Regions from separate parts of the Homo sapiens genome. Here region 2 is linked to region 1. A link is an interaction called in ENCODE POLR2A ChIA-PET data of the cell type or tissue named here. Cell type or tissue: HCT116. All regions are shown on one strand.

Evidence for each region. ChIA-PET counts read pairs that join two places held together with the same protein. Peaks named below come from ENCODE experiments on the same cell type or tissue, not always from the same donor. Only the 100,000 strongest peaks of a DNase experiment are listed, where the experiment ranks them.
Region 2: POLR2A ChIA-PET joins it to region 1 with 6 read pairs; 4 of 35 experiments call an interaction of 5 or more read pairs at or near these places.

The regions. Positions count from the first base shown.
Region 1 is chr6:6,934,040-6,936,539 of GRCh38, forward strand. No RefSeq gene overlaps it. Among named protein-coding and RNA genes, the nearest start is that of LINC03055, 50 kb to the left of the region's middle. In HCT116, no CTCF peak of the experiment used is centred here; no DNase peak of the experiment used is centred here.
Region 2 is chr6:6,841,750-6,844,249 of GRCh38, forward strand. No RefSeq gene overlaps it. Among named protein-coding and RNA genes, the nearest start is that of LINC03055, 43 kb to the right of the region's middle. In HCT116, no CTCF peak of the experiment used is centred here; a DNase peak (open chromatin) is centred at 1,515.

The DNA.
Region 1 (2,500 bases):
TGAGTGAATCACACTGGGTCACTAGATACTATAATATTTGGAATTTTACATTATCAAAGCCTTGCATCTCCTCCACAGGATTGCCAGAAGAATTCATGAAATTAGACGGATTCATAGACAATTTTAAGTTTCTCATGTGAAAACAGTGTGAGAAATACAAGATGATAATCATAAAAATAACTGTGGCTAGGATGGAAAAGGTGGGCATTGTATGCAATTTGAAAAAGCCTTCTCAAGGTTATATTTATGTCAGGGATACTGGAAGTACTGTTTTGGGGATAAAACTATAAAAAGTACAGTTCAGCTGGGTGTGGTAGTTCATGTCTGTAATCCCAATACTTTGAGAGGCTAAGGTGGAAGGATGACTTGAGCCCAGGAGTTCAAGACCAACCTGGGCAACACAGCAAGACCCCATCTCCACAAAAAATTAAAAAATTAGCTGAGTGTGGTGATGCACACCTGTAGTCCCAACTACTCAGGAGGCTGCAGTGGGGCCTCACTTGAGCCCAGGAGGTCGAGGCTGCAGTGAACTATGATCACACTGCTTCACTCCAGCCTGGGCAACAGAGAGAGACCCTGTCTCAAAAAAAAAAAGTATATAAAAATAAAGAGCAAAATTTGACTGGTTCTTTTTGGCCGATAAGAGAGGAAGCCCAGAATATATTGGGATTCTTAACAGGAGGACAAGCCACTGTATCAGAGGCATACCAGAATCTGGAAGAGAAGGGGAGGGTGGATGACAAAGGACATATAAATTTTATATCTGCAAACTTCATATACATGTTTTAAAAGGTAAAAAAGCAAACAAGCAACTCCACCGACCGCGGCTACTCAGGCTATAGTCAGGACCCACAGTGTGGGCATCCCATGGAGCCTGATAGAAAGGGGGACTCTCAGGCCCACCCAGACCTACAGAATCAGAATCCGCATTTTGTCAAGATCCCCAGGAGATACCCATGCACGTGAATGTTTAAGAAACTTGGTTGGGTGCAGTGGCTCACACTTGTAATCACAACAGTTTGGCAGGCTGAGGCGGGCAGATCTCGTGACCCCAGAAGTTCGAGACCGGCCTAGGCAACTTAGCGAAATCCCATCTCTTTAAAAAATAAGCCAGGCTTTGTGGTTCATGCCTGTAGTCACAGCTACTTGGGAGGCTGAGGTGGGAGGATCACCTGAGCCTGGGAGGTGGAGGCTGCAGTGAGCCATGATTGCACTACTTCATTCCAGCCTGGACCACAGAGCGAGACCCTGTCTCTAAAAAAAAAAAAAAAAAGAAAGAAAAAAGAAAGTTTGAGAAACTTTAAGACCCTTTGCAATAAATTCACCTCACATCTACGACAGTGTATTTGACAAGGAGCTTCATATCCAATGAAAATATTGGAAGCTGCGGTAATAGCTGTCAAAAGCCGAGTGGCTTTTCCCAGTACAGTTTCCTTAAGTAAGATGTCTTTCCTACATTTTTATACTGTGCACAGTCCTAAGTATTCTAACCGCTTTGCACTAATTTGGGGATACATTATATCAGAAGTTTGCTCTATTGGGGCTGCATGCAGTGGCTCATACCTGTAATCCCAGCACTTTGGGAGGCCAAGGCAGGAGGATCACTTGAGGTCGGAGTTCAAGACCAGCCTGGGCAACATAGTGAAACGCTGTCTCTCAAAACAAAAAAAACTTAAATCTGAAAAAAAAAAGAAGTCTGCTGTTTTCCTCTTAAATTATGGGATTTGACATTTAGCCCTTTTCTTTATGAACATATATGCCTTGAATCTCTTCCTATATAGTACACATGTACACCTACTGACATATGTATAATCAGTAGGTTTGCTTTTGTCATTTGTCATTGTATGCCCCCATTTTGCAGGTGTTGACAGGGTCCACCTGAGAATCATAATCATAAATCATAAATGACCCATTCTGGCTGCTTTGCTGGACAGATTCTCTATTGTGGCCCTTTCTAATTCTCCACCACTATAAATAGAGGTATTATGAATATTATTGTGCAAAGTTACTAATTTTCCCCTTTTCAAAAGGTTATTTCCTGGTGGAATATCCCCAAAGAGATAAAGCACAGTTCCTGACTTGAGGAATCTTTCGTGGGCATGTGGAAGTTGGCACCCTGCAGGGCCACACACTTGGGCAGGTGCTGGACACACCCTCTGCCCCTCCGGGCACACTCTCTATCCTGCTCCAGCCCCAGGCCCTGCCTGGCCTTTAAGAACTCTATCAAAGGGCTCATTTTCCTTCTGGCTCCCCTTAGGGCTGACTAGAAGGAGGCTCTAGGAGGAGAAGGGAGAATAGGTGGAGAGAAGGAGGAGTCCCTCCCTACCAGGCTGCAGATTGGCACAGGATCTGCTCCTTACCAATGCTTCCATCAGGAGGCTTCCCTGCACTTGAGGGACTCTTTCTTCTTGCCCCTTCAGGCTTCGGCTGGCCACGGTTTCCCCAGTGCTAGCCAGCTGGTTTTCCATAAACCTGCCCCCATCTTTGTAAAGAGATTCTG
Region 2 (2,500 bases), 92 kb before region 1:
CTGGCAGTGCAGCCTGGGTGCCTGCAGATGGGGTCATGGGTTTGTGCCAGCTGCCACGTGGTGTGGGCAGCTCAGGCAACTCCAGTCCTGGATACCCACAAGCCAGAAGCTCAAGTGGCACCCTTCATCTCCCCAGACCCTGGCCAGGAGCAGGAAGGACTTCTTCCTTTCCCAATTTAAGGGCTGGAAACCAAAGAGAGTCCAGATTCTATTTCCAGTCTCCTCACATTGCTTCCTCCCTAAGCTTTTCCTCCCAAAGCCAGCTTGGTCTGGATGGGCAAGCATCCAGTTCTTTCAAATGAAAAGATGAGAATGAGAGAAAGAAAGGGGGAGAGAACAGAGGCACAGGGAGGAAAGGAAGGAAGAATGGAGAAGAGGAAGAAGGGAGAAGAGGAGAGGAGAGGAGAGGAGGCGAGGGGAGAAGAAGGGAACCAGAAGGGGAACCTGTCCTTGCTCACTCTCTTTCACTTAAAATGTAACTCTACCTGGAGACAAAGAATTTGCCCAAAAGAGCATCGCCCCCGACACGGATTTTTTTTTCACAAGTTTCGGTTTTCCTCTTTCTTTTCTTTCTTTTTTAAAAGCAGGAATGAATTCAATCCTAGAGTCTCATGAGAGGAGATCACTCAGCCTGCTAGAAGGACCATCCTGTCTGGAATCACAGGAATTAAGAGAAACCACAACTTTTCTCAACTCTCAGCGCAACATAAAACATGTCAGCACTTGGGAAAAGGCAGGTGAGTGACAAAGAAAAGCCCTTGCAATGAACTCATTCCTTCCTGGTTGTCTGTCCGGGTCTGCTTGCTATCCACTCGCCAATCTAGAGACCTCTCTCTCCACACCCTCCTCTCCAGAACCCACCCCACATCCTGACCGCTCTGCAAAATGATAGGTGTGATTAACCTGCCACACACTTGAACTTAGAGAGAAAGTGTGTTAAGGAAACAGGAAAGGGAGGGGAAATAATGTGAATATCAAATGTATGGTATATACCAAGTAGGTTAGCAGGGCAAGCCTTAAGTGAAGGGTGAGAAAGCAGCATTCGGCCGCACAGGTGCACTTGGGGAGTTGAGAGTTAAGCTTCATTCACTCACATTTCATTCTGCAGCGACAAAGGCTGCGAAGAACCACCTTGAGCTTAAAAAATGCCCAAGCATGATGGGACAGAATAGGATGGGTTACCAGGGAATCTTAAGATGGGGTCGGCGATGCTCCACAGAGCAGTTGGTCTTGCACCTAAGAACACCTTATGTGTAATTCGCCAAGGTTAAGCAGGGCCCCTCTCAGAATTTCACCTTGGCCCCTCCTTCATGGCCATGGTTTTAGGGCAGCACCTCCAATGAGAATGGAAAAGGGCACACCTTTTGCTTTTCCCCAGACACAGAATTCAACCACTAGTGCAATGCGTGGAGAACACAGACTTTCCAGGCTTCCTGTTTAAATCTCTCCAAGGAAAGGTATTTACAACACACCAGGCTGGGATGAGTCATTCAAAATACTCAAGAATTTTCAGCTCCATTTTAAAGGCAAACAAGCCGGATCTCTTCAAAAACTGCCTTTGGGAAGGGCCGAAGAGTAGTCAGGAGATTCTATCCTGACTTCATCTGGCCATCTATGTAACGAATGATTGCTCTGGTATCTCTTTACTCAGGGCCAGCTCTGCCACACACCCCACCCTCCACCTCTCCATCCAGCTAATCCTCACCATGGCGCCCTCCAGAGCATTCCCAGGCCAGCTTCTGACACCTCTACTACCTCTGACTGAGGGGAGCAGTAATTTTTTAAAAAAGAAAAGAAATCCCCACTTTTTTTTCTCCTTCCTTAGGGCAGAAAATCCAGAATTATTAAATAATGATAACCTAAAGCTGTACAACATAAATTACTGACAGTTTCCCCTTGGAAGACTGAAAATAAAATTACCTTAAGCCAGCATAATTCCTTAGCACACAAAGGCAAGCTCTAAAATAGCAAACATGGACTGAAGCTTTGCACATTTCCAGGTAACTTTCTGTACACAAATATGGAGCAGCCCATTCCTTACTAGTAAATATCCACTTCCAGATGGAAGCTTGGGTGAGCCTTGTCAGGAAATTCTCTGTTTCTTGGAAGCAAAGAAGTCCATTATGGAAGATTGGAGGTCTATTTTTTTTTTTATTTTCTTCAGAGACAGGATCTCGCTATGTTGCCCAGGCTGGTTGCAAACTCCTAGGCTCAAGAGATCCTCCTGCCTTGGCCTCCCAAAGTGCTGGGGTTACAAGCATGAGCCATCATGCCCAGCCAAGGCTGCAGGTCTAAAGAGAGGTCCCCAGAAGTTATCTTTGAGGTCACTCATGTTCCAGGAACTCCATCTTTGTGTATGGCTTCTGGAAGCCACAGAAGGACTGTCTGCCCAAAGGACTTGGGAAGGGCCCCAGACTCCAGTGCCCCGGTACTAACAACGTCTTTCTGGTGTGCATTCACACAAAAGCGCATAACTACTTTTCTCTTGAACAAAACCAGG